3 separate regions of the Mus musculus genome follow, and regions 1 and 2 are each linked to region 3. The links are chromatin loops, found by intact Hi-C in ENCODE. Cell type or tissue: left cerebral cortex. All regions are shown on one strand.

What was found. Peaks named below come from ENCODE experiments on the same cell type or tissue, not always from the same donor. Only the 100,000 strongest peaks of a DNase experiment are listed, where the experiment ranks them.
Region 1: it touches region 3 in a loop (2.2-fold over the local background); 11 of 42 quality-filtered maps call a loop at or near these places.
Region 2: a loop joins it to region 3, with 2.3 times the contacts of the local background. A loop is called at or near these places in 3 of 42 quality-filtered maps.

What each region holds. Positions count from the first base shown.
Region 1 is chr10:43,168,705-43,176,704 of GRCm38, reverse strand. Sobp (sine oculis binding protein) reads left to right here and starts at 2,175. Exons shown (of 7, transcript NM_175407.3): 1 at 2,175-2,729. The coding sequence starts at 2,634. It overlaps Gm51799 (a long non-coding RNA gene), which reads right to left. Exons shown (of 3, transcript XR_003949000.1): 3 at 7,026-8,000. 9030612E09Rik (RIKEN cDNA 9030612E09 gene) reads right to left here and starts at 2,006. Exons shown (of 1, transcript NR_102361.1): 1 at 140-2,006. In left cerebral cortex, CTCF peaks have their summits at 1,017 and 3,042; DNase peaks (open chromatin) are centred at 4,388, 5,374, 5,651, 7,544 and 8 more places; H3K4me3 peaks cover 5,501 bases; H3K27ac peaks cover 3,997 bases.
Region 2 is chr10:43,271,793-43,279,792 of GRCm38, reverse strand. All of the region lies in intron 1 of Pdss2 (prenyl (solanesyl) diphosphate synthase, subunit 2), which reads right to left. Among named protein-coding and RNA genes, the nearest start is that of Pdss2, 54 kb to the right of the region's middle. In left cerebral cortex, CTCF peaks have their summits at 3,876 (motif pointing left) and 7,368 (motif pointing right); DNase peaks (open chromatin) are centred at 3,479, 3,858 and 7,275; H3K27ac peaks cover 439 bases.
Region 3 is chr10:43,217,405-43,225,404 of GRCm38, reverse strand. Pdss2 (prenyl (solanesyl) diphosphate synthase, subunit 2) reads right to left here and starts at 3,919. Exons shown (of 8, transcript NM_027772.2): 1 at 3,345-3,919. The coding sequence starts at 3,643. In left cerebral cortex, a CTCF peak has its summit at 3,883; DNase peaks (open chromatin) are centred at 3,966, 4,651 and 5,374; H3K4me3 peaks cover 2,014 bases; H3K27ac peaks cover 1,740 bases.

The DNA of each region.
Region 1 (8,000 bases), 49 kb after region 3:
AACTTGTGAAACTGTATCTAAGACAGGGGGGTATACAACTTGTTACTTGATATCAGCTGAACAACAGTGAGTCAATTGTGACAGCTCTGGCCCCAAAGGAAACAGAGAAGATGTAAATGTTTCCAAGAGACAAAGGCTTCTTATTGCATAGTTTATTTTACAACATGAGTCTGTAGTTTTACAAAGTAAGGGGGAAAAAGTTTTCCTACCACTTTTTTTTTTTTTTTTTTTTTTTTTTTTTAGCTAAACACCAAGAGGACAGAACAGAAAAAAACAAGCCTACCAACAATAGGATGATGGAGACACCCTCTATATATAGTGTAACCATACATACTATGAATGGTGTAACCATATATAAGGATCACATTCCTTAGTGATGGGGAGGAGTCCGGGCTTCTCTCAGCCTCCTTAACTACTGGGTCGCTGGAGGTTTACCAACGTCTTCTGCAAATACATATGACCCAGCCAGAGGACTTGGGGCTCTGAAGCTGGATGCACATCTCCTTGGTTTTCATCTACCCCTTTTCTTAAATCCTTGACACGACCCCCTGGCTTTTCACTATGACCCCTAAAAGGCAAAAGCTGGCTTTTAGAAGTTCCCACAGGCCTTCTGCATGGCTTCGGGTACACAGGTACTTTCCCTCGCACCCCCAGCACACGAAAGAGAAGATGCTTTCCAGGGTACCCTCCCAAATATTTGTACGAAACACATTATGCTAAAATGCAAAAACAGGCCTCATAGGGTTGTTCAGCCCTGCAGAGTACGCTCCCAGATATCTGTAATTCTATGCTTAAAGAGACAAAACCATGCTAAAATGCAAATTAGGCAAGGCAACACTCAGAATGAACCCCACTTGATAGGCCGAACTGAGATTTTAATGAAAAGCTTACTCATACCCCCACACCGAATTCATTCTATCTCTTAAGGACTTAAAAATGTGTAATTTTAAATTCCACCACTGTCATAATGAACACTCCGTAATAACAAGCCGGGGAACAATGGACACCCCCATATCACATTGTGTCAGGTAATTACAAAGTGGAGCGGCGCGGGAAAGCTGAACTGGGAACGTCTAGGTGTCGTTCCTTTGCAGTGTGTGTAGGAGATTTTCAGAGCTGTGTGTTGTCTCTGGAGCCTCATCAAACGGTTCACGCTGATACCTCAACCCAAAAGACAGGGACAGGCGCAGCCGACCTTGGTCCAGGGCGTGGACAGAGGCGGCCCAAGAGGAAACACGTGAGCGCATGGAGGATGAGCTGGGCTTTGGAACCAGCAGATGCGAGTCTGGTGGAAGAGTGTGGAACCTGATGGAGAGGAGAGGGTCCTGTCGTGCGTGGCGAGGGCGTGGGGCTTCTGGGGGGAGGGATCCTGAGCGCACAACAGTACCCACTAAGCCCAACCCTTCCCATTAAGCACAGGGCACGGTGAGGGTGCAAGCCGGGTCACCGGGTAAAGATGCTACTTTGTAACAGAGCATAAGCTTGCGTTTGGGGCAGAGGGGGAAGGGAGACAGAAAGAGAAAGAAAATCAGGGAGCTGGAGGCTGAGTTGTCCTACTTCGAAGTCCTTCTCAGGAAGGCAAAAGCTTCCTGGCAAACAGTCTGACGGCGCGCTGTGCTGGAGACCCCTCTAAGCGACATTCAGCCTCCACACAGCCTGCCGTAGTCTTCGGAGCAGGACACTGGTGCCTGAGCGGTGGGTCCGGTCTGTGTTTCCCTCCGCTCCCGGGCGCTGCAACCCCGGAGCCGAGTTCTCGCTCTGCCTTCAGGTCCCTGCGCCCTTTCAGCGCTCCACCTCCACCCTTCACCCCGCTATGTTTTGCCTCAGCGGCCTCTAGGTCATCCTCAGAAGCCAACTCTGAGCCCACCGGAGCCCACGTCACGGAGCTCGGGAGCAGGAGGGGTCGTCGCGGGGAGGTGGCGGCTCCGAGTAGGGCCGGTGCCCGCCGCCCAGGAGCAGGCGGCCGCCAGCAGCCCCCGGAGCCGCGCAGCATCCGCGTCTACAACGACCGGGAAGCCACGCCCGCTCGCGAGCGGGGGGCTGGCCTTGTCCCCCCCACCCCCAGCCTCCCCTCCCTCGGACCCCTCCCCGCTCAGTCCCTCCCTCCGCCCGCGGCTCGGCTCGCGGGAGGCGCTGGGCGCCGGGGCTGGCGCGCTCTCCCGGGCGCACACACAGATCCACGCACGCACGCCCAGAGCAGCTGTCTCCGCCGTGGCCGGCGCTCCTCTCGCCCATGCGGACAGACAGAGCTCAGGAAGATGGCTGACGACTCCTTCGGGCCCCGAGGATGCAGCCCGGCGGCGGCGGGAGCGGGAGCGGCGGCGGCGGCACCGGCAGCGGCGGCAGCAGGAGCGGCGGCGGCGACGGTAGGAGCGGCGGCGGCGGCATCCCCGAGACTCCCCGGGCTACCCTTCCCCGTGACGGCCACTGACGGTCTCCGCCGCTAGAAGAGACCCCGCTCCTCCCTCGCCTGTTCCACCCCCACCCCCAGCCCCGGACCCGCTAGCACCGCTACCTCCGCCAGCGTTGCCACCATCAGCACCACCTCCACCTCCGCCACCGCCACCGCCACCACCACCACCGCCGGCGGCGGCAGCAGCCATTTCATCTCCACAGAAACCAGACACAAAAACATGGCAGAAATGGAGAAAGAAGGGAGACCTCCGGAAAATAAAAGAAGCCGGAAACCCGCTCACCCTGTGAAGAGGGAGATCAACGAGGAGATGAAGGTATTTTCGGACTCGGAGGCCGGGGAGACCGAGCTCTTTATTCCGTCCGCTCCCTTCGGGCTGTTGTGTAGGCTGCGGGGGGGGGGGGGGGGGACAGGGGCGCGCTTGTCAGTTTCTGCTGGGTCCCTGGGACGCCTCAGCTCCCCCTCCAGGTGCAAAACCGAGGCCAACTCATGGGCTGCATCTCCGAAGTCTGCCAACCTCAGATTTGATGGGGGCGAGGGGGGGGGGATACTATTTAACCTCACAAACCCTAGACTGGTACAGATGTTGCCGGGCGAGGGCACTGAACCCCAGTGGCGAGTGAGCATGGTGCAGTGGCTTTCCTGATGGTCGGTGTAGTATTTCTCCCTTTTTCGGAAATGAATCTCCGGACCCCTCCAAAGTTAAGAGCTGCCGGACCGGGGCACCCGGGATACCTGGATTCCACCCCTCTTCCCGGTCCATCCCCAGGCTCGGTGATCCCGCTTTGCTCCAACTCGCCGGCTGCGGCGGTGTAGCTGTCAGTGGCGGAGGCTTGGGCCGGAGCGGCGCGGGTCAGGGACGCTGCAGCCAGCGGGCTCGCCTCGCCGTCCCCGGCCGCTCCTCTCTGCTTCTGCCCCGGGTCTCCCGCTCGCCTCTGCACGCCTCACTTTCCAGTTAGCAGACCCGGCAAGCCCGGCTGAAAGCCAGCTGTCTGAGGGGCGGCCTCCGCTGCCGCCTGCCCATTGTTCGCGAAGGCCAGCCCCGAGTCCTCTCTGCGAGGCCGGGCGCCCTGCCAGGCCAGCGGTGCTCCAGAGGTGGCGAGCGCAGCCTCCTGGCGCTCCAGCTGTTCGCGTAGAAACCCAAGAACACGGCTCAGCCTGGACTCTTCTGTCACCCCCACTTCTTTATTTTCCTCAAAGTTGTGTGTTTTGCCTGGCGAGGATTTTATCTTGTGTGTGCATTATGAGTTTCTTGATTTGAAAAAGAAATCACTTTACGTACATAGATTTGTTTCTATGATATTAAAATATGTAAGGCTTGTTTTTCGCGTTTCTTGGCGTTCTCCACTTCTGTCTGCATGGAATCTTCAATACAGTCAGGTGACTTGGTCAGCTTTGGTTAAGTTTGTATTTGAAAGGCAAACTGGTTAAAATGGTATGGGACTAATTCACTGTTATTGCGGCTTGGGCATCTTCTTGGTTATAGCAAGCGTATTTGGTGAGGGTGCTGCGAGAAAGCCCACGTTTAGAAGGGGCAAACAGACACACATCTTAGGTGTTTGTGAAACTAGGTGTATGTTCCTAGCTTTGCCTCTCTCCCGGGAGTTTTACTTGTATTCCACGCTTTGGAAGTAGGGCTTTTATTTTGGGAGGAGGTGGTGGTGGTGAAGAATTTAGTGTCTGGAAGCAGGAGTTATCCGTCTGGGAAAGTTAGGAAGCTTTGCCTTGGAAATTAATACCATTCCCTGTAACAGAAACCACTATTGATTCTAATGATAGACAGTTTATAAAAGAAAAAGAAAAGAAAGAGATCTGTAAAAGTTGTTTTCTCTTCAAGAGGCAGAGTGTGTTCTGCAGTTCTGGCCCCTCCCTCCTGTCTTGCGTTTCTACATTACTTTTCCGTGTCGTTTTTAAATGGAGAGTGGGGGACGACCAGAGAAGGCCACCAGGCAACCACAGCTAGCTCTGGCCCTTTAAGATGCTGCCTAATGCCCTCTATATGGATGGCAGCTTTTAAGTTTCATAGGTTCTAGAATTACAAATTAGCTAATTTTAATCAAAACATGTGAAATGTTATCCCGGCTGGATATAAAGGCTGACTGTGCTCAATGCTTGGGGCTGGTGCTGTTGGCTTTGGCTGCAGGCACTCCGTGGTTTGGGAGATAGTTGTCCTTCTACAGTATAACAGATGTTTGTCTGAACTAGCGAGGAAGAAACAAAAACAACATTGTGTGAAGGGGAAAAATTACAGTTTTTAGCCCATGCTGCAGGACTGAGTATGGGATTAACCTGGATGCACAGAACTTCCTCTTTTTAAAAATGTTATTTTTCTTTCTCTAAATTGCCTTCTACTATTTGAAGCCTCAATCCTTCTTTCATTCTGTGGCATTAAAAGATTTTTTTTTCTTTTTCTTTTTTCTTTCTTTTTTTTTCTAGCACATAATTGAATTGTGGCATTTTTCTCTCTGGTTTGGAACAAAATGAAAGGGTCTGGCAAAATTTTTTCAGTCATATCCATGTATACCATGCCAGGGTGTCTGATGAATCTCTAGGCATTCTTCTAATAAAACATCATAAAAAAATCTTTGTTTAAAGTAGCTTCTCAAAATCACAGACTTACTTTGAACTCATGAATATTTTTCCTGATTTTAATATTAATAGCCACATCAACAACTTCCACCCCACCCCTCCTGGTATTATTATCCCTTCAGCTTCCTGAACTGAAGTGTAGGGTAACATAATAAGTTGGTTGCCCTGTATAAAATGTGTGCAACAAAATGTCATCCAGAACACAATGTAGCCTTGTACAACTTCATATCAGTGCCGCTGGGGCTGCCGGGCTGTATTTGCCTTCATCTGGACCAGTGTAAACTAAGCCCTGGTAAGTAATCACTGCCCAGCAGAAAGAAAGGAATGTATACAGCTAGCGGGGCCTAAGCTGTAAAAACGGAAACCTGAGCCCCCACTTCGGATCACATATCAAGGCTTGAAGGTAGGGGAAATGAAAGGGGAAAGGAGAGAGGAATGGAAAAGTCAGCCTGGGAAGTGGAGATCAGGAGGAGGCCCCCCTCGGGGAGATTTGGCCCAGGGATTAGGGAATTTTATCGCGGTGTACAGTGACCTACTCAGGTTTCAACACTCCTTGGATTGAGTTGCTTCTCTGTGAGCTGAAAGAAAAGGGACTGGTGTGTATGTGATTTTTTTTTCTCCTTTGGGTAATAGAAAGGACACTGGTACAAGTGTCTATTTTAAGTGCAGCAAATGCAGAGTGTCGGGAGCGGCCGGCAGAACTGCCTCACTCAGACACTTCAAGATTTTTCTAATCGTGACAATCACATAGTTAGCTAAAAATGGCTGGAGAAGCCAACCTCGATGAGGTTTCGCTGACACCAGTGATGGCAGTGGGGGTGGTCTTCACGAGGCTGTGGGCTAATGCTGGCTGCTGTTTCACTAGATCAGATAGAGTTACGTTTTCCTTATCACTGGTTTAATGGACATGGCAGTTGTAACAAATTTAAAATGTGATACAATATAATTTTGTGTGTGAAAAGTACACGACTTGGCATAGCTTGGCTCTGGTGTCCTTCAGGGGAAATATCCTCCCAGCTGGAATGTTTGTCTTACTGTGAGCTTTGTGGTTTTTCTTTATCTTTTCTTCTCTGGATGCTGATTTTTCCTGGCTTAAAGAAGAACTGAGCAAATTCTTCTGCTAGGGACTTCGTTATACTTATAATTATAATTACGACGCCTTACTTAATAGGCATAGTAAAGAAGTAAAGAAGATGTTAAAAACTGAGCTAGCAATCAAAAAGTTGTATAGCTTGCTTACTTTGGGCTTCTAAAATGACTATGGGGATTCTATCTAAGTCAATGTAACTCTGATAGGCTGTTCCTTACATGTGTCATAGTTCATGGAAGTCAACACAGAGAAATTCCAACATATGGAAGAGTTAATTAGCTCAGGAATTTTCCCAGAACGTGGTAGATACCATATAAAAGCTATGTATTAATGAATGTACAAATTATATATATATATAATATATATACATATATAATATATATACACATAGGTATATGTGTGTGTACACACACACACACACACACGCACACATATATATATATAGTCAAGATATGTATTTGTGCATATAAACCTCAGTAAACTGTGCTCAGCAGGTCCCAAACAATAACACAATTCAAAAATTTCTAAACTATAAATAGAGATAATGAGTCAAATTTTTATCTTTTAAAACTTTGACCAATCTAATGTGCTCAGGTTGGGTGGGCACTCTGACCTGGAGACCTCCCATTATCCTTAATTTACTTACAATGTTTGGCTTCTTTATCAAGTACTCAACTATAGGGCTATTTGTGTGAAATGCCACAAGATCTCACTTTTGCTGAAGGTTTCTCTCTACAAATATCATCAATAACTAATCTGTGGCTAAAATTATACTTCGGTCTTGTCTCCCACAGTTTGAGGGGTTCACATCTGTTAGGATTAGTAGGAAAATTTCTGGTTGGTTCTCTGATGGTCTCTGTTGGGCTTTAGAAATGTTAATTGCTGGGACAGGAAAGGAAGCTGCGGAGTTGAATGACTTGATGTTATAAAAGAAAGGGATAGAAATCAGGGGATGGCCTGGAAAAGCCCCTGTGCTTAAGGCTGAAATGAACTTATGTCCAAAATAGGTATATCTTAAGGCTTAGCTTGGGAAACACCATTCTGGGGCCAGTTGCAGTATGCCTCAGGATCTTAGTAAGTGGATTTGGGACCAACCTCTACTGGAGACCTTTAACACATTATATCAGGCTGAGCTGGAGCCTCTGGCAGGGCTAAGGACTAAGGTAAGTGGGGCATAACCCTAGCCCCTTGGGAGCAGGGTTGGAATACTGCTGAGCATTTCTCCCAGTTACTCATTACGACTGGACCGACCTTAAGAGATGGTACGAGGGCTCTGAGAGTTAAGCCTTCTGCTCTGGTAGGATGGGATTTTTATGAGTCTCCATTGGTGACTGGATGGGTATGGTGCGTGGTATAATACCGCTCTCTAAGCCTTATACAGCTTGTAGGCTCCAGATACTAGGAAATGGAAAAGGAGCCCTCCACTTCCTCCCGAATCTGAAATAAGCATTTGCAATAGAAGAAAATGAGTCTGACAGACTCATTCCCTTCTGTGTTTCCTGCCTCGCGGCCTGCCAAGCACCGCTCCAAGGAGCCAAGCCCTGCTTTTCTTCTGTGAAAGACAGACAGACTTATAGGAACGAAGAGGGAACGGAGTTCTAAGGAAAGTCCAAAACAGGGCCTCAGTGAAGATTAAATATTAGTGAGCACAGTGGTTCTCTAAACAGGGACTTTCAGAGAAAGGCCAGACTCTTTGCATCTTGATGTCCGAGGAAATGTCTGTTTGACTTAAGAAGGCTTTACACTTCTTTTTTTTTTTTTTAAAAGAATAAGGTGTTAGATTAGAAAAATGAGAAGGTGGGACATAAACTATATTCCTGAGGTCTAAAACTTCCTCTTCAGGACTGAGATATTGGCCACACTTGCTTTCTCTAACTAATGAAATTATTGAATGTTTTCCTGAAAGAG
Region 2 (8,000 bases), 54 kb before region 3:
AGATAACCACAAATGTGAATCTGATGAGAAGCAAGAATGGATTGAAACAAGAGTAGTGCATGTCTGTAACGATGCTCCTCTGCCACGGCGTCTCAGAGAACAAACAAGGAAGTAATGCAGTTCCCTTAACCACACCCCAGAAAGGTGTAAAGCAATATTGTTATTTAGAATCAATCTCCAGTCCATGGACACAGTAATGGCTTTCAGGAACACAGGTGCTGTTCCACTGTGGTAACTTGCTAGCAAACTAAAGACAGCCAAGAAATTATGAATGTGATTAGTCTGCCAATAAAGGTGGAGTAGCCATTCCAGTGTGCATTAGCAACTCAGTAGGAGTAAGTATCCTGAACCTACAGAGGTCAATCCAATGGGTTCAGAAACCTTCTTACTACGATCATCCTATAGGTATTGCCATGCATTTTCCAAGCTGGATTGAAGAATGTTTACATTAAGAACAGCTGGAACAATACTGCTAGTTTTAATTATATAAAATGATCATTCGTATCACACTTACAAAGGAGTATTTGGTAAATGGTATTTGTTCTCAATTTGTACCCTATAAATTCCTAAATTCATGTCTGCCCCTAAGTTTGCCTGTTGTTTTCATTTATAAATTCTTTCTGTTTCTCTTACACTATAATTAGTTTATTAGAAGTGAGATATTTCACTGTACAGGACAAGTCATGGCGGGGGTAGGAAAGGGGATGCACATTTACCAAAGGGGTGAAACTGGGCAGTGTAAGATGATACTATGATCCAATGGGAAAACAAGATCTCTCCTTTAAAAAGGAGTAGAGAGTCGGCACTGGGGTGAAAGTGGGGGGGGGGGTAAAGTTCCACAAATATGATTCTAATATACAGTCAGTTTTAAAGAGACTGTGATTCGCCTCCCTTTACCCCAATGAGGAATTAATGTCACAGCAGCACCTACAGGACATGCACCTTGGTGTTCCTGCTTTCATTCCAGAAGGCACCCAACTAAAGCAAAGAAAGACTGTGTGGCTGTGCTCACTCTCCCGTCATAGAAACGTCTTCATTAGGGGAGTTCAACAAAGTGTAAAACTAAGGTATGAAGACCTTTTCCCATGAATTATTCCAAACAGCATTGTCTACCTGTCAGAATATCATTAGTAAGAACTTAAAATAAGTTCCTCCACGGTGAACAAAACAAATGCCTTCTGTGTTTCCAGTGCACTTAGCAGAGATTCCGTTCTGAAGAACTCTGAAACAGTCAGCAGTGTGACTTACCATTTGTCTCACAGGGGGACCTGCATAATTCAGGTGTTGGAAGTATGAACTGAGGTGCACTGTCCCTCCTATCCCAGCCCAGCCCCCAAGTCACATCTGTGATGCTGAAGTCCATAAGGCTCACTGAGATTAGAATCTGTGAGTGTGGATGCTGCAGGTTTTCGTGTAGCAGTTCCATCTGAGATGAAACCTTCTAACTTGGAAGGGTCTTAAGATACAGGGTGTTCTAAGGCAAGGTCCCCAACCTTCCGAATGCTGTTACCCTTTAGCACTGTCTCTCATGTTGTGGTGATACCCCAAGTGTATTATTATTTTTGTTGCTACTTCAATAAGTGTAATTTTGCTAAGGATCATAATGTAAATATCTGATATGCAACCTCCTGTGGGGGTAGAACCACTGCTCTAAAGCAAAGTGAAACAGTCAATCCTGCAGCGGTCCTGGAGTCAGGAAGTAACAATTGAAAGGCTTGAGAAGTCCCAGAAACTGACCAGACAGACCCCACCCCCAGTGCTCAAACCAACTAAGCCACCAGGGAAGGGAACTCTCCAACACTGCCTGCCACCTGCAAGCACAATTCAGTTTGCTCAAGGCTTAGTGTGCCTTGAGCTGGTGCTGCGGGGGGAGGGGGGGGGCTCTGGTGATGCAGGTGACTGAGTCATTTCTGTTTCCATAAGTACCCCTCAGCCATCCTCCTGTAAGCAACCCTGATGGAACTCCCAGGTCCACCAATTGGACTTTGGTCGTGTCCTACATGTGGTCTGTCACTAGTTCCTTATCTAGAGTGAGTAGATACTGTTCACGTTTCTCAGGCTTGTGTCACACAGCACAGATCCAGATCCAAGCTATCTTGGGCTATATTCAGCTTATTTAAGAGTCATTCACTGCCTACTTTTGCATCTAACCTAACATCTTTGTGAATATCAGGTAAACCTTTTGGGGGTAGGAATGTTTAACAAATCACAAGTTTTCACCATGCTAAAAGCCAAGAATTTTATCAGATAACATCTGAAACCTGTAGCAAGAGACAGTGGTGGGGTCCTTAGCTGGGGACCTAGCCCACACAGGGCGCCTGGACCTAACTGTTCTCCCCACATGTGGCCGTCTCACTGTTTCCTCAGCTGGTTGTGTTTACTCAATCAGAGGACAGACGGCCTGCTTTGCTATAAATTGCCTGCCTGGCGTTTCTACTGGTGTATCTGAAAAGCACCCTGATAAATTATTTTGTTGTTATTCTTCTGTAAGTAAGTATATAAAACCTTCCTGAAGCCATTCTCACACTGCAATATGGTTCTTGAGGCAACCTGATGTTGTCACCTAAGGCCGTGCACTTGCAAACTCTTCTTCCCGTTAAGGTGACAGGTATGCTTCATAGCAACAGGACAGCTGGCACATTTCTTTTGCAGCACACGTTCAAGCACATGGGAAAAGCATATGGGTGCACTGTCCTCTGAAGAATACAAGTGCATGCAGCAGCCTCGCAGTCTGCCCCACAGGAAAGGAGCTCTTGTCTGATGGACTGCAACAATCTTTATCCACGTTCATCTTGACTTACAAGTACCTTGTTTGCTTGGTTCAGAAAAAGTAAACAAAATGATTTGCAAACAGGTGTGATAATCGACATCGGAGGATAAGGCATGACTGTATTACAGCACGGAAATGGCTTCTCTATTGTTTGTTTTCTTGCAGTTCTACAGGCTACTGGAGTGTCCACCAGCCATTTATTTGTTCCTTCAGAAACTCCACTTGGCTCTTTGTAGATCTGGTGCTATTCTGCCAACATCATGTTATATTAAGCCCTCACAAAATAATGTGATTGAGGTTTGGTTCTTTAAAAAATTCAAAACCCGGAAAAAGGGAAAGAATACGAACCCTAATGCATTTAGGAACAAACAACCTATTACAGAGAATAAGTGTGTCTGGCAGAACTCTGGAGATGACAGAAAACAAGAGGAAACAGCATTTCTTAATGTCATTTAAATATGCACACAGGAGACAGGGAGATGTGCTAGGACAGAGAATCAACAGGAACTCCACTATTCCTGCACACACAATAGGGTCTCATTAGCAGTAAAAGAACAGGTGTCTGGGGACCCATTTATAAAGGCTATTAACTATTGTGAGCTGCTGGGTCCCAGATTTATTTTAGTACTAGGCAACAGATTTAAAAAGATACAAATTTAAATCTACCCATTAGCATGTGAAAGCAATGCCCAGCTTTGCAGTCTAGTTTAATGGAAGGTATTCTCCAGTAGTCCTGCCAGGAGGGCAGTGAAGCTCACAAGCACTTCCCAACGCCCACAACCATCTGCATTCTATACCTCATCTGAATATTAAAAAATTGAGGAATGATCTTTTTGTTTTGACTTGTCAAAATGAAACAGGATCAATCTACAAACAATCTACAAGAACTAAGTGTTTATCAGACTTAAAAGAAATGGCAAACATGTAGTTTTGTCTTAATCAAATAATGACAAACATGTAGCTGTTTTAAAAGCTGAAAAGAGTAAGAAGGGGCACATACTGCTCTCAGAGAGGACTCACACAGCAGCTTACAAATGCCTGCAAAGCCAGCCCTAGGGGATCCAACACCCTCTTCTGGCTTCCACAGACACTGCACACACTTGGCACACACGCACACACCACATAAATATAAAGTAAAAATAAATCTAAGACCATTTTTTTTTTAAAGCAGGAAAAGGAATCACACAGACCTCTTGTCCTGGATCCAGTGCACTTCACCATATTTTATATTTACTTTGAAAATCGTTGAGTGACAACAGTTATCCTCTAGTAATATTTTACTGTCTCATTTCAGATGACTAATACATATCTCCTCCCCTCCCTCCTCCCTTTCTGTTTCACACGTCTCCAGTGTCTTGCTAAATTGCCCACACTGCCCTCAAATTTACAATCCTCCAATGGCCTCCAAGGTAGGAGAGATTATAGGCATGGAGCACCCCACTAGTTTCCTCTGATACACTTATTTACAGAACACAGAGACAAGTGTAGTTAATACGCTAGCCATTATGGTAGAAGCTAATACCCAAGGACAGTATGAAGGTCAACGAGCTAACGGTTATTGTTGGTATCATGTCAAGCTTACACTTACCCGTGTCTAATACTTTAGTTTCACTTATTTGCTTATATAATTTTCTGATTGTGCTATTTTTTTCACTTACTTAATATGAAGAGATTATACTTGTACCATACCTTATAGAGACTAAAGGTCTACAACTACGACTATTCAAAGCCAATGTAAACATGAAATGGTAAAAAGGAAAAAAATTGAGATATTGATAGGAACAGCAAAGACAGAAACACAATTCTTACAAATACATTGCTCTTTTAAATGGAATTGATTTGATGAGGCCAAGGGCTCTCAGTTTGGTATTAGTAGCATCTTGTGCTGGACCTTTGCTGTAATAGACTACAGAGTGTAGGTTTGTTTAATAGCATCCCAACTGCTAGCTGCCAAGAATAGGCTCCCTCCAGTTGTACTAGCCAAAACTGTCTAATATACAGCCATTGTCCTCATAGGTAAAACCACCCCTGGCTGGAAATCAATGGGCAATGCTCTTCAGACTAATGATACATACTGAGTATTACCTAAAGTCAATCAAATCAGTAGCTCTAGTATTGTCTCAAATACCTTCAGATCTAAGGCACCAAATATTAGGATAACCGAAGTAAGAAATAAGAGCATGTGTAGTTAATAAAGCTTTGGTTTTAATTTTATGATTTCATCAGTAACTTGCCCAAAAAGTCCAAAGAAATTAATGAGGGAGAGGTATCTTTCTTTATCCTAACTCTTGTCAGATTAGAAAAAGCCCCCTCCAATCCCTCCCCCACGAGGACCCTTAGTACTTCTTTCTTTCCTATGTTGCCAATTTTGCTTCCATACAGATTTCGGTCAAGTACACTCCGGATGTGGTAACAGTCGACATAGTTCCTCCTTGACCTTGCAATGGTCTAGGAACACTAGATAATAACCAGATGCTTTGTTTTGCTCTGTGTATATGGATTTGACAGGCAAAAATAAAGTTATAAAGCCATTCTTAAACTTTATACATTTCAAAGATCCCAGGACTACTGAAGGGTTGCTGAGGTAGAGAAGTAGACTGCCAGACCTAGGTCCAGCATCTCACAGGACTTGTTCCTGCACGCAAACACTAACTTACTTAACTAAGAAAGGAGGTCTTCTCCTCTGTAGTCCCTCCTCGGAACGACTGACACTAAGAGCGGCACCTGGTTAAAAGGTGGGGCATACGGCAGGTGAAAGCTGGCCAGCAAACACCAAGAGCCACACGAATGAGACCTGATGACCAAATGTGAGGTGGCTCAGAATCAAATTTAAAAAGAACCCCGCCCACTGGAGGAACGGTCTAAGAGACAGGCCTTCCTTCCACTGCTGCCCTCTATGCCTCTCTGACTTGGAAGCTCTCCACAGCCAGGATGACTTGAATTCAGCAACCAGAATCACCAAGACAGAGCTGTTCATTTTGGTTTTGACTTTCCATTGGAAAAGTCACCAAGTGGTTTCAAGTTCTCACATTCAACAAATTTGTTTCTTCAACACTATAAAGGGAGAAAGAGTAATCTGTGTTCTCACAGAGGGGTGCCTACAGGCCGAAAAGTCCTCTTAATATTGTTGTTTTGACTCTGTGGATAGTGATATCTCCAACATGAGCTATTTGGACATAACTTTATATCTTAATTTACAAACTGGGTAATATTTTCTTTAGCAAGAATAGTATTTTGTAGTACACACACACACAAATCAATGCAAGTGTTAGAGATACATGAATATTTGATTTCTATAGATAACAACTTATTTTTAGTTGGAAAACTGCAATGCCAAACTATTTGGCATTTAATACTATAATCTGCATACATTACAATATTCATGTATATTATAAATATTCAAATCCTATTTGAAAACTTGGAATTAGAATTTTAACAAAATTGTGCTTCACGTTTTAAAGAATGCTTTCATTTTTTTAAAAAAAGTAAACATGCCAATTTGATAAATGAATTTCAACTTCTACTAATAAACTGAAATTCCTTTCTAAATCTCTATACTATAATATACATTCTAATATATAATAGTATATACTATATACATAACAGAAATGCCAATAAACTTTTAAATCTGTAAGTTACATTGGCATTGTACAATTCATACAAGTTCTTATATAAAATAAGCACATTTACACTAGCTCCAGTGTCTTATAAGCATGGGATTAACCTAACAAAGGACTCTTTCATTGTAACAGCCATGTGCTGGCACAGGCTGCAGAGCGAAGAGTTTTGAAATAAACGAGGCTCTTTGATCTGCTTCACTTTCCAACTGATATTTCAAGGGAAAATTTAGGGTTGATATTTTCTACTTGATCCTACAAGTATCTTTCCACTAAAATACTATTTCATTTAAGTAGCAGACCCTAGATATTTTTATGCAATGAAAATTAGACTTCCCTCAATAACGACTAAGTATATGGGGCCTCAATTGTAAATAATACACATGAGATATTAAATCACTTATGTGGATCAGTAAGATGGCTTAGTGACTAAGACATCTGGAGCCAATATTGATGATCTGAGTTCAATTCCTGGGATTCACTGGTGGTAGAATCCCAAGTTGTCCTGTCATATACATTCACACACTAAATAGACAAACCAATAGGTAGTATAATTTTTAGAATTAAGATCATTTATATAATACAATCCAAATCATTAAACTTGAAATTTATAGAGATTTTGAACTCTCGAAATGGAAGGGCTGGTTAACAAATAGAAAATTAGGAATCATAGTACTCTGCAATTCAATCAAAGGCAGACAGACAGTTGAGGAAACCCTACAAGAGAACAGTATGAGCTTTGTCAGGGCTGCTTCTACTTTCATTGTCTAGCTCTGTGAGCCCAGGAGAGCAGGGAAGGCTGTGAAAGCCGCTGGCTCTGTCCCTTCTGTCAGAGAAGATACATTTGCTAGCTAACAATGCGCTTCATAATCAGCAGAGACGGCCTGTGGCTCCAGGGCCAAAAGAAGTGGATTTCATTTGAGGGAGCAGCAGAGTCTGTAGGAGTCAAGGATTTAACAGAAAATTCCAACCACCAGAAGGGGGAAGACTCCATATACTTTGGAGGCTGTATACACTGCAGTTGACTTCCAAGAAAGCCCATGTCTTCTCAGCTCTCAGTGTGTACAGATGAGACATGAGAGAGTCCAGCAGGAAACAAGCCAGGGCAACCTGAACCTTCTGTATGCTTCCCTTCTTGCACAGATTCTTCGGGTGGAGCTAGAAGCCTTACTGGTTCCAGGTGTTTCAGCAGAGCTTATGCCCAGCGTTTGGCTGATCACTACTCGATATAGACACAGGGCAACTGCCAGAAATTGAGACTTACAAATAAAATCAGGAGAAAAAAACTGCAGAGCACAGATGTTGCAGCTGCATACCATATAGTGCAGGGGAGCCATAAAACAAGCAAACAACAACCAAATTGCCTAAAGAGAGGGAAAGGCCAGAACCTAGACTTGCTACAATATATTATCTAGAATGTCTAATATTCAACAGAAAGTCATGACTCGTGAAAGAAATAAGAGCATATGACCCATGAGAACCAATCATCAGAAACTGCCTAGAAATGCCTTTAAGTTAATATATTTAGCAGAAAATTCAAAGTGGTATTATAAGAAAACTTTAAAGAAAACCAAGTATTGTGCCCAGAGAGCATTCATGAACTCCAAAGACCA
Region 3 (8,000 bases):
ACAACAATTATGAAAATTGTAAGGTATGATATACATTTATAATGTCCAGTCCATTTTATTTGGCCATTTAGATAAAGTATTTTATCATCTATACTAATTAATGAGTTTACAATTCTGCACCTCACTTATCTTTGATTTTTACTTGTATTATATCTGAAACCCAACTTTTTAAAATCTAGAATACCTTCCTTGATGCTAAACAACATAAGTTTAGTTGTGAGACTATAACTATCTAGTCTTCAACACCATCTGAGCTTTGAAAAGGAATAAATATTATTTAGGTATGCAGGAAGCATAGGGATGAAGCTTCTAAAAATCATAGAAATGACAGAGATAGCTTACTGTCTGGACAGTCCCTAATGTTCCTTATAACACTGGAGTATCTATCTTCAGCCTTCTGGCCCAGAACATCTGACAGACCCCAGATGAATCAGGAATTATGAAGGACTAGCTTACCCTATCTTGGCAATGCTTAGCAGTAAATTATCCTGCAAACAGCATTTTGTCTATAGATAGTACATTTCTTGCCCAGAGGCTAGCTTACCACAATTGAAACAACTGTATATGGAGGTATCTTAATAAATAAAAATAATTATCTTAATTATTTTAAATTGTTTTAATTGTCAACATGAAGGTAGTTATAATTTCAGTGATTATAATTGTATTAAATACTCTATGACAGAGGTCAAAGTAGAGCAGATCTAAATAAAAAAGAGCCTGCAAAATTGAATCAGTCTATACTTTAGATTTTATACTTCAGGTTGCTGGAACAAAGAAAAGGTATTTTGGGAGAAGGGCTCTGTATTTGTGTTAACAAGAAAAAAAAAAAAAGGTTTTAGACTCCTTCCAAAGTAATAAGGATCAGACTTGATAGAGGGAGACCCCCCTGAAGACCTTGGCTGCAGTCAGGAAGGAAAAAAGTCAAGAAGACCAAATAGGACAGGTAACATAATTTGCTGATCCCTCTATATGGGAACAAACCTGAAACTGGCTGAAACATAAAAATGTCTCTAGCTAGAACTTCAACTATACATAGCCAATGAGTCTTGTTGGCAACAGAGTTCTTAAAATTCATCACGCCATCCTTTCATATGGCATGAATGAAGATTTATTACAATTTGGTTATTAATCAAGCTGACTCATAAAAAAGACAGGTGCCTTTCACCTGCTCAAACAAGGAGCAGAAATTCATCCTTAACTGATCTATGCACCTTGCTCTACTTCGGAACCACATACCCAACCTAACAATTTGGTTATTTGAATACATACATTCCAATGTATGCATATACTACATTTCATTAATAGATTTACCCACCAATGAACACATGATCAGCTTCTACCTTCTGCCTATTGGAAACAATACTAGAAACATAAATATATAACTATCTGAGACTCTGTTTTCAAGTCTTTTAGAAATATACTTAGAGGAAGAATGGCCGAGTCACATGTTAACTCCTAATTTTGGGGAGGATAAAAACTCTTCACTTTGCATAACCCCTTTAGGACTCATTCAGGTGTACACAGTGATATCAATTTTTTTAAAAAAAAAATCAAATTGCATTTGTATTTGAGAGAACACATGCAGGTTTTAACAAGTGTGTATACATGTGAGGCAAGAGTATTTTCTTTATCTTGCTCCATCTTATATTTTGAGACAAGGTCTCTCATTGAACTCATTAATTATGTAGGCTGGCTGGCCAATGGGCTCAAAGGCACAGCCTGTTTCCACATTGCACCCTAATACTTGGGCTACAAAACCCACTTGCACACACTTTCTTGGCAACCAGCTTTTTTGTCAGTACTTGGAATCTAAACTCAGGCCCTCAAGCTTGCACAGTAGGCAATTTAATGACTGAGACATCTCTTCAGCTCCACCAAATAGAGCTTTATGGTTATGGATATATCACAGTTTGATCAACCATTGACCAATAAATGACGTTTGAGTTGGTCAGGTTGGGGCTATCCCAAATACCCACGCTGAGTATCATTCTCTTAATTATCAACATTTTGCTGTCAAGACTTTGGCAAATTTACAGCCAACTTTCAACACTATAAACACCCCTGTATAGATTCTGATATAGACAAGGTGTTTTTTTTTTAATTATTTCTTTAGGATAAATGTTTATGAGTATGATGGTAAGATGTATAATTTAATCTTATTTAATTTAATCTTATAAGAAATTTCCATTTTCCAGATTGGCCATACTGATTTACATACATGCCAAATTTAGTTTTTCTGTTTCTTCACCAGGATGTCCTTCTGTAAATCTGTATTTCATTCCTCTTAACTTTGTGACAGATCTCATAGTAATGTAAATCTGCAATTCTCCTATGGCTAGTGGTTTTGAACATTCATAAGCCCACCTGCCATCTTTTTGTCCAGCTCTTGTTTGCTTTTTCACTTTTGAGTTTGAGAAGGAGTTTCTTGTTTAGCACTGAATTTGCTGGTTTAGCTAGACGAAATGTCCATCACACTGCAGAGATCTCCAGTTTTCACATCCTCAGTACTGGTATGAAAAACCTCCACTTTTGTTGCTGGCGATCCAAACCAGGTTGTAGGACTTGTTCAACAAGTACTTTGGCAAAGACATCTCCCCTAATCCTCTTTGTACTAGTTTTATTCTCATAACTTTTCTGTGTGCTTGAAATAAACTACGAAACATGAGGTATGAGTTGTTTTTTAAGTGATAAATTTTTTTTTAAACCCTAGTGACAAGTTTAACACTAGTCTGGCATTAAGTGGTAAAAGCGTCAGAGGAAACTGACTTCAATCTAGATAGTCCAATACCTGGATATTTGGGGGTTTTTTTGTTTGTTTGTTTTTTGAAACAGGGTTTCTCTGTGTAGCCCTGGCTGTCCTCGAACTCAGAAATCCGCCTGCCTCTGCCTCCCAAGTGCTGGGATTAAAGGCGTGCGCCACCACTGCCCGGAGCTGTCTATTCTGCCTGTCTCTCTTGTCTTAATCTTTCTGTAGGTAAACAGCTTAACTTGCTCTGTAGACCAGGCTGGCCTTGAACTCAGAGATCGCACTGCCTTTGCCTCCCAAGCTCTGGGATTAAAGGCATGCACCACCATTGCCCGGCTCTATTCCATTTTTAAAATACCACTTCTTGACTGTGACTAAATAAGTATACATCTCTGATACCTTGACAAGCCATGAAGCATCTGCATCTCTAAAAGTGAAGAGAAACTGTAAAACACGTTCAAGTTTTTCTTTTACGAAAACCATTTATCCTGGGCCAAGTAGAAGAATGTTAAAGGGACACCAAAGAATACCTTAAAAGTTCAAAAGAAAGTTAGAATCAAGGAACTGGCCAGACCCAGAGTTACCATGGGTCGCTCACCTGGCAGTGGTAAGCAGAGGGTGTCCCGTCCCCACCAGCTTCCGCACCTGCATGGCGATATTGCTGAGCTCGTCGCTCAGCAGGCAGCGCAGGCTCATGAAGGATGCGGGGTAGCCCACGATCTTCTCCGCCTCGGACACCACCTGGTTCCAATGGGCCGGTGACCTGGAGGAGCGCCCGCGCCAGGAGCCCGCCGAGGAGATGCTGTCGAGGGATCTGAAGTACCACCAGTGGCGACTGGGGGGACCTGAAGCCCCGAGGTAACCGGACAAGCGCAACAGCAGCTGCCGGAGGCTCATAGTTTTGAGTCTGAGAGGGTCGGGGACCTGAGGAAGGTGGCCAGAAATGACACGGGAAGCAAACAAGGGCTGAGGAGAAACTTTCAGAATCTAACAGGAGACGGCGATTCCAAACCCTCAGAGAAGTATGGCTTTCTGGAGCCGTAACCAGGAATAACGTTTGCTGCTTCTGCAGCGCAGACTGGCGTAACCCCAGCGGCTGCTCAGAACTGCACTGGATACCTGCGCTGGTAACCACAGCCAGTGCCTACATGGGGGGCGCCATGTTGGAGGCATGAAATGCGGCCTGCCGTAAAGATAGGGGCGGGCTGATGAGCGGCAAAGAGTGCTCTTTACTTTACGGCACAGCTGGGACCTCCCCACTAAGGGGCGGACCCTCAGTGATGACCGGAAGGCGAGAGATGGAAGGGAGCCTGTGCCCCAGGACGTCGGTGTCCGCCCTTTGGCACCCCGCTAGCCCTGGATCTAGGCGCTCTCGGGGTCTCTGCAGCGTTTCTCCCGGCCCAACGCAGAGTGAAGCTTATGTAAATAAATGTCTGTATCGTGGGTCCGCGGCGAGATCGTAGGCCCGTGGCGCAGGCTCGTCCGGAAGCCTTTTGCTCCTGGGCGCCTTAGGCCCTTGGTGGGGGCCGCGGACCCGGGAGGGCGGCCCCGCTAGCTGGGCGACGACGTCTCCTCCGCGGCCCCCCCAGAGCTGGAACGCAAGTGGATCGGTGAGGCTGAGCCCTGCTTCCCTCAGCTTCCTGGCCGAAGTGCCAGGATTTCTGTGAAAAATCCAGAAAATAAGGATGCTGTGAGAATGGAATGAAACGTCGCTTGCTCCGGGACTGAAAATTCACTGGCATGAGTGCATTTCACATATTAGCTCACTTAATCTTTTGTTGAGTTTTAAAGATAATACTATTCCCCGGATTTTAGGGGGGATGGGGGGGAACGGAATGAGGCACAGCCAAATTGTAAGTTGTTATGGTCACATTAAGCAAAATGTGAACCTAGAGGATCTGGTATCTTTTTTTCTCCTCTCCTTTGGGTACTAGGGATAGAGGCCAGGCCTCATGCAGTAATGCTAGGCTAGTGCTCTACTTCGGAACCACATACCCGACCTAACAATTTGGTTATTTGAATACATACTCTTAACCACAACATTAAGTAATATGTTACCAAAAATTCTTTCTCATTGCTAAAGTAAAATTGTCAGTGTGACGACGCTTTCAGTGTTGGATGGAACGTTTTTTTTTTCCCCTAGGCCACAGTGGCCTGAGACTTCTTACTGTGTAGCAAACTGACCTGTAACTTCTTGACCCCATCCACCTCTCAAGTCCTGGGATTACAGACGAGGGCCAGAGGGCCACTCTGCTCTTCGGGTGCCACCTATTCAAGCACGTCTAGCATCTTGCCCTTTCTAATTAGACAAAACAAGTGTTGAAGTCCTTGTTAATCATAAAAAAATTAAAAATTACAAAACCTTAAATTCAATCCCTTGGGAAGAAAAAAGTAACATTAAGATCAGTAATATAAAAATAATAAACGACTTGTTACCTACATTTTACACTCAGGAATGGTTTTTAAAATTCATGTGAGCTTTCAAAATTCATAGTTGGTATTTTTTAAGCTCACATTATGTAAATGAACTAGAAAAACAAAGAGAAATTGTTCACACAAGATGCTTTTAGCCACAGAAGGTTTAGCGGCAAACTCCCTTTGAGTGCCAAGTCTCCTGTGATTTAAAGATTCTGTTTTTGAGCCAGGAATGGTGGTGCTTACAAGCACTCAGGAGGCAGAGGCAGAAGGATCTCTAGGTTCAAGAGCAGCCTGGTCTACATAGCCAGTTCTAGGCTAGCCAGGGCTCCAGAGTGAGGGCTCCATAGATAAAACAGCATATTAATTAAAGGTGAATTATATTTAAAAACAGTCTCCCCATAAGGGAGTTCCTATGTAAGATTCCTAGCAATAAAATCCAAGTATACTACTATGTAAAAATAAATGTAAAAGGTGAAATATTTTATCATTCTAAAGAGTTCTAAGACCTAAGCTGGGTTGTCCAAGGAGAAGGAAGTCAGAAAAATCCAGAGAAAGAGAGAGACTGAGTGTAATATATCGAGCATCTGAGGCTGCTTCTTCAAGATCATGGTACCTTAAGAGTAACTTTTCACACATTTGCTTTAATGAAAATTCACAGTATGTACTTTAATTTCTTCACAAAAGCCAAGTGCATTATTCTCTGGTCTTGGTCTGTTAGCCACGTTTTTGATTATTCATGGGACTTCTGCTCCCATTTACTTTAAATAACCAGCACTTTCCTTTATACTTAACAGTTAAAAGGTTGCATTGTATCTAGTGGTAATCAGTTTTGGAAAATTAAAATGATATTTGTTCTTTAGTCCTCCTGATTTATATATATATATATATATATATATATATATATATATATCCTTCAATCTTTATAGCTAAAGAGATGTCTGAATTTCAAGTGACAGGCTGTGAGGAGTAAGGACATCTAATACCACTAAGAATGCAAAGTAGCACACAGCAGTTAGATAATCACAGTATTGTATACACATTTGCATTATGACCCAGAAATATCAACTCTAGGAACCTATTCCAAAAGGCAAAGTAACTAAAGCAAAAGGTTGTTCATTGCTGTATTGATTTTAATAGAAAATAATCCAGACCTCAAAGTGGGCACTCGAGCACAACTGGACGAAAGAGGATCACCCCTGTATCTTTCAGGATATACATCAAATTAAAAATGCAAAGTACAGAGTAGTATAACACATTTTTTTGTGAAATAGATAAGACTGTGAATGTATTTTGGCATGTATTCTGAACAGGAAGGAACAGAGATCAGCAAGGAGACTGGTAACTATTCTATAATCCTTGGCTATGTAGATTTGGTTTTCAAATCATGTATACATGTTATGTATTCTAAATAATTTTAAATACAGAAGAAAAATCTAATTCCTAGAATTTGAAAATTCACAGAAGCAAATGATGTAACTACATATTAAGTTGCCATGTCATAACCATACCAAGCAAATAACTAATGACTTTTAAAAAATGATATTTTCATCATACGCCGTCCGTAGAATATGTTCCCTGGAAGAACAGAGCTACAAAAAGATCTTTAACTTCATTCTTATGGCTCATAGAAATGTAGATGCTATTACTTTCTAATCCTACATGTTATATGCAGAGAGTTGTTAGGTATGTGGATCTTTCAGAGTAAGTAAAATCCATATAATACTCAAGTTGAGTTAGAAATAATAAGTTCATGACTTTTTTCAAAAATGTTTCTTATGTAGTAATAAAATGTATTTATTAACCGGGCGTGGTGGCGCACGCCTTTAATCCCAGCTCTCTGGAGGCAGAGGCAGGTGGATTTCTGAGTTCAAGGCCAGCCTGGTCTACAGAGTGAGTTCCAGGACACCCAGGGCTACACAGAGAAACCCTGTCTCAAAAAACAAAACAAAACAAAAAAAAAAAACAAAAAAAATGTATTTATTGAAAAAAAAAACAAAAGATTTTGCTTTGTGTACCAGTTGTATAGTATAATAATCTTTAGCATTGTGTTGTACTTTTGATACACTGCTTTCTATAAAAACTAGGAAGGTGCTTTGGAGAATAGTCGCGCGCACGCGCACACACACACACACACACACACACACACACACACACACACACACATACCAATGTATGTAATGGATGTCTTGTCTCAGAAATCAAGGAAGCCATTTAAGTCTAAAAGACTAGTGAGACAGGACAAAGATCCAAAGACACCAACATAAGGGTTGATGAGGGAACAATGTGACCATCAAAAAGTAGTAAGACCTATAACTGATTGAAATTCATTGACTACACATGAGCTCACGCCTTTATAACTAGATGCAACTTCGGCAATGAGTAAAAGAATTGAGTGTTTATCCTGCTTCCCTGTGTAAATTCTGCTCAGTGGTCTTTTATCCTGGCTCAGTCCCTTGAAAACTGAACCTGAGACAAGGGCCTACTCTTTGGGCCGTTGATTTTGGACGGTGATCTCAGGATGACTAGGGAAAGTGAGACAAGGAAAGGCAGTATGAGAGTGTTCTTGAATTAGTCACCACCACAGGCGGTGAGGCCTCGGGCCACGTAGAATAGACTTCAGGATTGCCACCCGAGGTGAGAAGAGAGCACATATTAATAAGCAGCTTGTAGCTCTGGCTGCTCCAGGTTTCCATCTCGGGGCTTTGGCTCCTCACACCTCCAGCGTATAAAAATGCGCTAGGCGGAGGAGTATCCCCCACCTCAGGGATCAGGGGGTTGTGGTGGGGGGACAGAAAATGAGGCATCTGCATGTCCCAAATAGCTGCAAATGTATACG